2 separate regions of the Homo sapiens genome follow, and region 1 is linked to region 2. The links are chromatin contacts, found by Hi-C in ENCODE. All regions are on one chromosome and are shown on one strand. The core of a region is the stretch at or near the end of the contact, and the rest is flanking DNA. Distances in the headings are between cores, read along the strand shown.

Region 1 (5,633 bases), core at 37-2,536, 560 kb after region 2:
CAGCAAAAAGAAAACCCCTGATTTCCTAAACTCAATCAGCTTTGAGTTTAACGAGGGTGCCTCTGGGCCAATGTCTAATGAATCACAGGATCAGAGTCACCGCCTGATATTCTGTGGTTCTGGTGAAGCCTGGGCAGCACAGCAAGACCCTGTCTCTACAAAAAATTTAAATGTTAACAATTAATTAAAATTTAAATTTAAATAAAACGTGTGGTGAGTGGCAAACTGCGGTTTCAAGCAATTAGAAGACAATCCCTCTTCTGAAATCCAGGTCCTTGGCTTTCTCATGCTGTCTCATCCTCCCAGCACCACACTCTCCTTTCTTTGCCTCCCAGTTCTTTTCTGTTGGCTGCTTCTCCTTCTGCTGCTGGGCTTTAGCAAGCTGATCCTGAGTGCAGTTGGTGGATGGCGACAGGCCGGATGAAGACAGCGATGGCAGTGACGTGACGTCGCGGAACCAGAGGTTGTGCCCCATTGCAGTGGCCATTGCCAGAAGCCCAGGCCCGCTGCGGATCCACAGCCCTCCCTGCATCCTGGAACCCCCGCCACCTTGTCACTGTCACTCTGGGTGAACTGCTTGCTTTGTGTCTGTCTTCCCATCAGACGACAGGCTCCCAAAGGCCAGGCCAGCCGTGTCTGCATGGCTGAGCTCGGGGCGCTCCAGCAGGGCGTCTGGCATGCAGCAGAGAGGGATCAATACTGAGAACAGAACAGAGGAAAAGGGCAGAAGCTCCAGGGCCAAGGTCAGCAGGAGGGAGGGCCTGGGCAGCCACAGCAGGGACACGAAATCTGACTCCGTTTTTTTCATCTGTAAAACTGAAATTGTGACTCAAGAGTTGTGGAGATTAAATATGAAGACCGCTGAAAAGTGACAGTGGCGCTGGCTCACAGCTGCACTCAGTTGTGGTGACAGCCAGTGCCCTTGTGTCCACCTATGTAACCATCCCCAGCCTGGGGACTTACACAGCCCAACGTCACGTGTATTTGCTGCACTTTTAGTTGCAATTCACAAAAGCTGGCTCCGGCTGATTAAGCAGAAAAGGAGATCAACGTGAGGGGCTGGGTGGAAGGGGAGGGGTGCCAGGCAGCTCACTCTCACCAGCCATGCCGAGGGCCAGGCTAAGGGGAGCCTCTGGGGGCCAAGCTCGGAGCCTCACCAGGGCCATGGCCCAGCAGGGGAGTCTCTGCGGCCCCCATCCAGCACAAAGGAAGCCACCCCACAGCTCTGCTGCTGCCTTAGGCTGCTGCGTGCCAGGGACCGACCACCACCTGGAAGTCACCGGCACTGCTGCCACCTCGACCGCCACTCACAGCAGCAGTGGCAGCCCCCACTGTCCCCTCACGCTGCCACGTCTGAATCAGTCTCACCCAAATGCTCAGGCCAGCAGAGTCGGGTCACAGCGAAACTGGAAAATAGATTTCTTATTTTCATATTGGGAAATGCGACTAATAACCTAGGAAATTTCCCCAAGCACAGGAAGACTACTCCAAAGATAAGGAGCAGCCACAAACCCGCCAGACGCCGGCAACCTGACTTCTGAGTGTTTCCCGGCACCGTGAACACAATAGACGACACGTGATACGGTGCGGCCTCTGCGCCCGGGAAGCTTCGCCCTCTGCTGGCAGACGGCGGGATCCATCGGGTGCTGGGAGGACCGGGAATCACAGCAGGCTGACCAGCCATAACAGACAGAGTATAACCCCAAAGAGTCAATCGCTGTCAAAGGAAGACTGTTAAAAATCTTATACAGTCATATAATTTGGGTTGAATAATGAAGATTCTCATAAAACCCTATCACTCAAATCTCCGATTTACAGTACTTGTTGCATGGTTTGAAAAGATTTCCTGTTACAAAATCCCCACTGTGTGATTTGCTGACTCTGATGTAGGAAGACAGACACGGTCACCAAGTTCACACAGAAAGGATCCATCTGAAGGGCTGGAAACGCCCAGGCACGCGGACAGGCAGCGGTGAAGCCACAGAGATGATCTTCCCAAGACCCCACGGAGCGCCACGCAAGGCTGCAGAGATCCAGGGAACAGCGTGCTGTGCGCGGGGAGGTGGTCTGGCGAGATCGGAGTTGAGATGGCCAGGGCTGAGGAACAAAGTGTCCAGGGTTCCCAGCGTTTCTCAGAATCACCCAGGCAACCTCATCAGAAGACATGGTTCTGCTCCACATCCAGCAACCAAGACTATGTGATCCTGACACCTGCAGTTCAGCCCTCCACTCCCGTCCTGTTCAACCCTCCACTCCCGTCCAATTCAGCCCTTCAGTCCCGTCCAATTCAGCCCTCCACTCCCGTCCAGTTCAGCCCTCCAGTCCCATCAGTTCAGCCCTCCACTCCCGTCCAGTTCAACCCTCCAATCCCATCCAGTTCAACCTTCCACTCCCGTCCTGTTCAGCCCTCCAATCCCGTCCAGTTCAACCTTCCACTCCCGTCCAATTCAGCCCTCCACTCCCGTCCAGTTCAGCCCTCCAGTCCCGTCCAGTTCAGCCCTCCACTCCCGTCCTGTTCAACCCTCCACTCCCGTCCAATTCAGCCCTTCAGTCCCGTCCAATTCAGCCCTCCACTCCTGTCCAGTTCAGCCCTCCAGTCCCGTCCAGTTCAGCCATCCAGTCCCGTCCAATTCAGCCCTCCACTCCCGTCCAGTTCAGCCCTCCAGTCCCGTCCAGTTCAGCCCTCCACTGCCATCCAGTTCAGCCCTCCATTCCCGTCCAGTTCAACCCTCCAATCCCGTCCAGTTCAACCCTCCAGTCCCGTCCAGTTCAGCCCTCCAATCCCGTCCAGTTCAACTCTCCACTCCCGTCCAGTTCAACCCTCCACTCCCGTCCAGTTCAACCCTCCACTCCTGTCCAGTTCAACCCTCCACTCCCGTCCAGTTCAACCCTCCACTCCCGTCCAGTTCAACCCTCCACTCCCAACCAGTTCAGCCCTCCACTCCCGTCCAGTTCAGCCCTCCAGTCCCATCAGTTCAGCCCTCCACTCCCGTCCAGTTCAACCCTCCAATCCCATCCAGTTCAACCTTCCACTCCCGTCCTGTTCAGCCCTCCAATCCCGTCCAGTTCAACCTTCCACTCCCGTACAGTTCAGCCCTCCACTCCCGTCCAGTTCAGCCCTCCAGTCCCGTCCAGTTCAACCCTCCACTCCCGTCCAGTTCAGCCCTCCACTTCCATCCCGTTCAGCCCTCCAGTCCCATCAGTTCAGCCCTCCACTCCCGTCCAGTTCAACCCTCCAATCCCATCTAGTTCAACCTTCCACTCCCGTCCTGTTCAGCCCTCCAATCCCGTCCAGTTCAACCCTCCACTCCCGTCAGTTCAGCCCTCCACTCCTGTCCAGTTCAACCCTCCACTCCCATCCAGTTCAACCCTCCACTGCCGTCCAGTTCAGCCCTCCACTCCTGTCCTGTGCCCCCATTGAGTAACGGACTGGGGCCACCTTCACAGACCTGACAACCCTGGGGAGGAGCAGGTGCAGGAGACGGGGAAAGACAGACAAAGGGGGACCTGCCCGCCCTCCAGAAAGGCCCTCACCATTGACGACACCGCCACAATCTCTCCCACAGCCAGGCTGAAAGTGATCTGACAGTTTCAACTCACCCCTTTCATTTATGTCTATATCCAGACAGTCTTCTAAGTGTCTGTCATATCCATTTCTGATAAATTCTCACCTCCTCCCAGGCGGTTCATAGGCTCTGTTCTCCTTTCTTTCCTATTTATTCTGTATTTTCCTACAAGATGACTCCTTGTTACATATTACCATCATCACGCCAATTCTATGACCTGAAAATTTCAAATCGCTGCTTCCCCCCTTTCTACTGAGTTCCGAGGCAGTCACTTGGGTCTGAGCCCACTACAATGTAAAGCCACGCCTTTTACAAACAATACTGTGCTGAACTTATTGACAGACACAAAAACGAAACTGGGGTGAGCTGCATGGGCACCCAGCGCAGACGCATTCAGCCTGAGGGACAGAGGCCCGAAGTCATCATTTCGTCATGCTAGCGGTGGCCTGGGTCCCGCCCCGCCCCTTCCCTTGGCTCCTCTGAACAGCGCTGTACACACCTTTCCCACATTCTGGGTTTCTATGGATATTTGGTTGGATTTGTTCTCTTTTCCCCCCTTCTGTTTCCCAGGTTAGTGTTTTATGCAGAATTCATTATCTAAGATTCTTTAACTTATTCCCTGGTCACTCGTTTTTGGTGATATCATATATTACTTTTTGTCATAAGAAGTTTGGTTTTCTTTATGAAATTACGGTTGGGCCATAAACAACACACAGTTTAGGGGCACCAAACCCCAACACAACTGAAAAATCTGTGTGTAACTTTTGGCTCCCCAAAAACTTAACTACTAATAGCCCACTGTTGCCCAGAAGCTGTACTAACATAAATAGTAGATTAACATATTTTGTATGACAAATGTATTACAGACTATATTGTTATAATTAAGTAGCTAGAGAAAAGAAAACATTTTTAGGAAGATCATAAGGAAGAGAAAATATATTGACTATTCATTAAGTGGAAGTGGGATCATCATAAAGCTCTTCATCCTGTCGTCTTCACACTGAGCAGACTGAGGAGGAGGAAGAGGAGGTGTTGGTCTTGCTGCCTCAGGGGCAGCAGAGGCAGAAGAAAATCCATGCGTAAGTGGACCCCCCCAGTCCAAACCCATGTTGTTCAAAGTCAACTGTACTGTATAGTTATAGAGTCAAAAAAGAGAACTCCTTTTCCTATATTTGCTATTTAGGATGTACATAAATATACGGTTTCAAACTCCAATCTTTTTATTTTTTTTTTAATTTATTTATTTTTTTGGAGGGAGTCTTGCTCTATTGCCCAGGCTGGAGTGGCGTGATCCGGGCTCACTGCAACCTCCCCCTCCTGGGTTCAAGTGATTCTCCTGTCTCAGCCTCCTGAGTAGATGGGATTACAGGCGCCTGCCACCACACCCTGCTAATTTTTGTATTTTAGTAGAGATGGGGTTCTACCATGTTGGACAGGCTGGTCTCAAACTCCTGACCTCAAATGATCCGCCTACCTCAGCCTCCCAAAGTGCTGGGATTACAGGTGTGAGCCACTGTGCCCAGCCCAAATTCCAATATGTGTCAAAAACTCCAGACAGCCCCTCCCAGCCCTCACCCAGCAGCTCCTGCCAGTGTCTCCCCGGACCCAGCGGCTCCTGCCCTAATGTCTCCCGGCCCCAAGCCAGAGGTAGAGGGCATTGGGGTGGGTGCCTCCCTTCCTCAGTGGCACAGTGTTCATGCAGGAGCCCTACCATGCTGGGGCCCCAGAAAGCAGGCCTATGGAGACTGTCTCTGTGCAATAGAACCAGCAGCCCCACTTCTGCAGGAGCAGCACCAGGCAGCCAGGAAACAAGAGCCCCGCCCTGCCCACTACCTGCGCACAGCCTCAGGAGCAGCCCGGGCACGGAAAGACGGCATCCCCACTCTCGCTCATGTGCCAGCTAAAACGCACTTCTCCTGGAGGGAGAGAGTAGACTGCCCGTTACCAGAGGCTGGGAAAAGAAGTGAGGCAGGGATGAAGAGAAGCTGGTGAATGGTATAAACATAGTTATATGGAAGGAATAAGTTCTAGTATTTGATAGTATAGTAGGAAAATTAGAGTTAACAA
Region 2 (5,550 bases), core at 956-3,455:
CGCCCAGGCTGGAATGCAATGGCGGGATCTCGGCTCACTGCAAGCTCCGCCTCCTGGGTTCATGCCATCCTCCTGCCTCAGCCTCCCAAGTAGCTGGGACTGCAGGCACCCGCCACCATGCCCAGCTAATTTTTTGTATTTTTAGTAGAGACAGGGTTTCACCATGTAAGCCAGGATGGTCTCGATCTCCTGACTTCGTGATCTGCCCGCCTCGGCCTCCCAAAGTGCTGGGATTATAGGCGTGAGCCACTGCACCCAGCCGAGCCTGCCGAGTTTCTTTAAAGACCAGGAGGCGTCTAGCATGGGTAATGTGGAATAAGCACAAGTGACTATGGAATCCAGTGGTCAGAGTCCTGATGGAGGTAAGATCACGTAGGACTCTGTCCCACAGGCTTCGATTTAGGTTTAATCTGAGTACACAGCAAATCTTATGAGTATCTTGCTTTTAATCAGTGGAATGCTCATGTATCATTTGTGTTTTACAGTGACTTTGGTTCCTGTGCTGAGCATTGACTCTAAGGTTCAAGGTGAGTGCAGGGAGAGTGGGTTGAGACCATTTTTATACCCAGACAGAAGAAGCTGTTGAGCAGTAGTCATTGCTGTTTGTATTTTGTTGGCACACTCAACAGGATTTGAAGATGGATTAGTAATGCATTCAGAGAATTAAAAAAAAGAGATAAAAGTCATTCTTATGTATTTGGGCTGAGTAACTGGAAGGATGTGACAATCATTAGCTGACTTAGGAAGAAAGCAAGAGAAGCAGGCTTTGAAGTTCACATGGGACCTCTTGCAGTTGTTGAACACCTAAGCAGAATTGCTGTACACACACAGTTTTATAGATGAGTGTGGAGTTTGTGGAGAGAATGGGGCTGCACATATGCAATGGGACTCATCAACATCCAGAGGGTGTTTAGAGCTATGACTCTGAATGGAATCAGTAAAGCATAAATGTGACCATAATAAAAACATTTCAAAGACTAAGCCCTGATGTGCCAGCTTTAAGTTATCTGCAATGGAGACTGAGAAGAAGGAGACAGAGCAGTAGGAGAAACATGAGGCAGGTGATGTCCTGAAGGCCACATAGAGAAATGGCTTCAAGGAGGAAAGAACAAGGCCTGATCACTTGATATTGATGAGAAGAGTTTTGTTGGAGGATGCAGAGAAGACTGATGGCCGCTGTGAGAGCATAGCAGGGGAGAAGTGGAGGAAGTGCAGGTAGGTACCCTTTCAGGGAGTTTGTCTATCAAGGGAACTAGATACACAAGGTGATACCTTGAGGACAAAGAAAAGTCAAGAGGATTTACTAAGGAATGAAGAAATAAATCATGTGTATCTGCTCTTGGAAATAAAACAATAGAGAGAAGAAAGGGACAATGCAGGATTTAGAGTGAAGAATGTCTGGAAAATAAGGTCTTTACAGAGGTGAGGCCACTGAGACCTAAGGAAAAATGGAGGGATTATACTTAGCTAGACAGGTGCAAAGGTCACCCTCCATCAAAGGAAGAAAGGGAGGATGGATGGACGGGGGGATGGAAGGAGTGACGAATGGCGGGGTGGGCAGATGGGTGGATGTGAAGGTATGTGGGTGGCTGGCTGGTGTTGTACATGGAATGGATTAGTGAATATTCACTTATTGTCACCAGCTCTCTGGTGAAATCTGTGGCCGCAGTGAATGGTTGTAGCCTCTCACTCAGAGCTGCCTTAATGCTCATGGATTTAAGACCCAGAGAGGTTGATAAAATTTAGCTAATGAGCACGATAGCAGGTAACAGAAACAAAGAGGTCAGGCTTTGTTTCCTAGAGACATACTGGTGATGTCATTTGTGAATGAGAGCCTCCCACACAGCTGCTGTTCTCTGACTGCTCAGAAAATTGTCTCTCTAGAATGCCAACTTAATCATATCACTTCCCTGCAAAAAAAAAAAAAAAAAAAAAAAAAAAAAGAAAGGAAGAAAAGAAAAGAAAAATGCCTCACTGGCTTGCCCTTGGGATAAAATAAAAAATTCTTAATGTGACCTACGGTTCTCACCATCCCTACTTCTTTCCTGTGTGGATGAAATGGCTATTGCAGCCTAACGCACCACTCCAAAATTTAGTGGTTTAAAATTACAGCTATTTCTTACTTCTCACTGAGTCTATGAGTCAGCTTGGCAGCCCTTCTCATGGGGGCTGGATCTGCTGATCTCAGCTGGGCTCATGCTTGAGTCTGTCTCATTGACGGGGGAGCTGGAGCTGGCTGGCCTAGGATGGCGTTGGCTTGTGTCACTGGCCTCTGCCTGGGCGGAATTGAGAGAGACAGACAGAGAGGGAGTGGGAAGAAGCACACAGGCCTTTTGAGGCTGAGGCTGAGGCTCAGAAGGGTTTGTGCTCACCATGTCCTTTTAGTCAAAGCAAGGCAGGCCCGGTTTTGGCGGCAGGGTGGCTGGAGGGGTTTAGACTCCAACTCCTGAAGGCAGAAGCTGCAGGCTCAGAGTGAGAAGGTCACGAGTCCCCAGAGGATGCAGAGATGGGCGTGTTTGCAATCCACCTGCCTTACCCTGCACAGCACATGCTCCTTCATTCCTCCAGCCCTGCCCTCTGCCCACTCTCTCCGCTCCCTCCCCACCTTGAGACCCTTGCACGTGTCGTTGTGTGTGTCTGCAAGATTTCTTTTTCTACGCCCCACCGGAATCCCCATCTCTTCCTGTCTGATTAACTCTCCTTCAACCTGCAGGCCACCCAGTGACAATCACCTCCTCAAGGAAGCCTCCTTGGCTGCCCTGGAGCCGGGTGAGTCCTTGCTGCTCCTTAGAGGCCAACATACCGCTTTCCTTCACAGAACTCGCCAGAATTCCATTCCAATACTGACTTGCTTGATTACGTGTCTAGTGCCTGTCTCCCCTACCAGAATGCAAGCTCAGTGAGGGAGGGCTCGTGGGCATTGTTTGCATATGTGTTCTGCCTTATACTAACAGCTGAGGAAGTGTGTGTGCTATAACAACCTGATTTAATAAAGAAAGGACACTGCTTAGCACAGGTAGACAATAAACCTTGCTCTTTTTCTCAGTCTGTGGCCCACTACTTTAATCTTTGCTCTCCTAAATCAGTTCTCCTTGGAGAAAGTGACGTGTTTCACGAGGATCTACTTTTTAGAAGAGGTTATGCAAAGCGACTCTATTAGGCTGTGCATAATTCCAGACACCCCACTGGACTAAAGCCATTCAGATGCAGATCACGCGCCAGGATCATATCTGGAATCTACATACCTGGGCTTAAATTCAGCCTGTGCCAGTCACTGTTTGTGTGAATGTTGGAGAAGGACCAATCTCATTACACCTCAGTTTCCCCTCTAAAGGAGAATAAAAATGGCTGCCTCTCAGGATTTGGTTATTATTCTCTTTTCCATGTGTTTACAAAGCCTGCCACATGACAGACACTCCATCAATGTTAGTCCCCCTCTCCCCTGTTCATGTTTTCTTTCTTTTGTCTTGGCTGTCTGGAAGAAAACCCAGCACACAGTAAGTTCTCCATTTAAGAGTAGAAAATTAAACTGACAACACTTTGCTGTTAGCCAAAGCAGAAGAACCAAAGGGCACGTTTGGAGAGAATGAAGGTCAGTTCAGCTTCTGCGGCAGACGAGACGTTAGGTGGAGTGGTGCTGGGGCAGTGGGAAACACAGGACTGCGACGTGGGCCCAAGTGAAAAGGTTTGAGAGGAATCTACCCAGTGCCAACAGCCCTGTAAGGGTCTGGAGCCAAAAAGAACAGTGCTAGAATTTTCTCACTGTGGTTTTCTCTTAGCAAAAAAGGGGAGAAAAACTGTTATGGGAAGCGCATATGTGGACTCTCTGTCCAACTCAGGCCAGTATCTCTGAGGACATCCTGAAGCCTCTGAGGCAGCCTTTGCAGCTTCCGAAGTGAGCTCACAATTCTCCAAGTGGTGGACGAACCCCCAGTTTACAGAGTTGGGGCTGCAGGCAAACTACATCTGCATGGAGACTTCCTTGACGGCTTTTGGTTCAGGATTGGGGTGCAGATGCCCATCGATGTAGACCAAGGGACAGAGTGCAGAGGGCCGACGGGGCGCAGCCTTGGGCCTCTGGCTCATCCCAGCTGGAGTGGAGATCAGGGTCATGGATGCCAGTTCCCTGGAAGCTCAAATATCCTGGATTCCCAGTGCTGCAGGCTGTGGCACCCAAAGAAAGAACACACTTCTTATGCCTTTATTCTGTGAGTTGTTCTGAAGAATTCTGCTGGGTTCCATCTTTGGTTTTCAGCTCTCTATCGTTTGACTCCCATGTCTGGGGCCCGAAGCTACACCACAGCCTGGCAATGGACACTCAGGGGCTGCAGAACTGTGTTTGTTTTACAACAGACTCATCTATCCATCAGTGAAAATTCTCATGTTCCTCTCAGCCTCGGAAGCCACGTGTGTGATCCTAATCCCACAGACTAAGCACGGGGCCAGGTGGCTTCTCCCAGAAGAGTGCTCTCACTGGACCACACCATGTCTGTCTCCCAGCTGTGGGAACTCTAGGGTGCTTGAGGAATTTCAGTAGGGAGTTGGATCTACCCCATATTGGAGCCCTCATCGACACACACCATTGGTAATGGCCATAGCCCTCAGCTTCACAGCTTGTATGGGTAGATCCTCTTATCAGCATTATCTTATTTAAATACTTGCAGATCCAACATCACTTATAGCCCCCAAATCTTAAACCTCAAGAAAAGCAAAAATAGTTTCTGCTAAGGAACACGCTGCGGCCCCTTGGTGATAGAAGTCCTGTAGCACGCTGTGTTAGGCCGTTCTCCCACTGCTATAAAGAACTACCCGAGAGACTGGGTAATTATAAAGAAAAGAGGTTTAGTCAGCTTACGGTTCTGCAGGCTTTACAGGAAACGTGGCTGGGAGGCCTCAGGGAACTCTTAATCATGGTGGAAGGCAAAGGGGAACCAGGCACGTCTTACGTGACCAGAGCAAGAGGAAGAGAGAGAGAGCGGGGAGGTGCCACACACTTTCAAACAACCAGATCTCCCAGCACTCATGATCACGAGAACAGCAAGGGGGAAATCCGCCCCATGATCCAATCACCTCCCACCAGGCTTCACCTCCAACACTGCAGATTACAATTCGACATGAGATTTGGGTGGGGACACAGATCCAAAACACGCACATGCCAACCTCTCAGCTTGATGGACTGTGATGGGCTTATTTTCTTAAGTGAGCTATCAATTAACTATGTGAAAGTCAGGTTTCTTTAAAAATTCACTTATTTAGGTTTGTTTGTTTTAATAATCTTTTTATTTCTGAATAGTTTTAGATTTACTGAAAAGTTGTGAAGATCAGTCCGAGTGCCCATCTCTCTCCATTACCAACACCTAACCTACATCTAGCTCATTTATCACAATTAATAAGTTACTATTTCTACATTATTACCTAAAGCCTGTAATGTATTCAGGTGGACATAGCTGTCACTGACACCTTTTTTGACCCAGGATCCCACAGGACATTGAGCCATCGTGTCTCCTTGGGCTCCGCCTGGCTGGGACAGTTTCTGGGACTTCCCTAGTT

What was found. Hi-C counts contacts between places; a loop is a spot of excess contacts on that map. Pooled maps may share reads with other maps.
Region 1: a loop to region 2 is called in a map of mammary epithelial cell, with 4 times the contacts of the local background. The contact joins two enhancer-like sites. A Hi-C loop is called at or near these places in 1 of 168 maps with a recorded cell type or tissue (mammary epithelial cell), 1 of 37 single-sample maps with no recorded cell type and 1 of 50 pooled maps.

Annotation. Positions count from the first base shown.
Region 1 is chr2:3,302,171-3,307,803 of GRCh38, forward strand. All of the region lies in intron 3 of EIPR1 (EARP complex and GARP complex interacting protein 1), which reads right to left. Among named protein-coding and RNA genes, the nearest start is that of EIPR1, 73 kb to the right of the region's middle. RefSeq lists a silencer at 4,490-4,660. Within about 2 kb of position 1,287, at least 9 of the 41 ENCODE cell types and tissues checked have a DNase peak (open chromatin) inside an H3K27ac peak, as active enhancers do.
Region 2 is chr2:2,741,111-2,746,660 of GRCh38, forward strand. The region is part of intron 2 of LOC105373390 (a long non-coding RNA gene); the gene reads right to left. Among named protein-coding and RNA genes, the nearest start is that of LINC01250, 380 kb to the right of the region's middle. Within about 2 kb of position 2,206, at least 3 of the 41 ENCODE cell types and tissues checked have a DNase peak (open chromatin) inside an H3K27ac peak, as active enhancers do.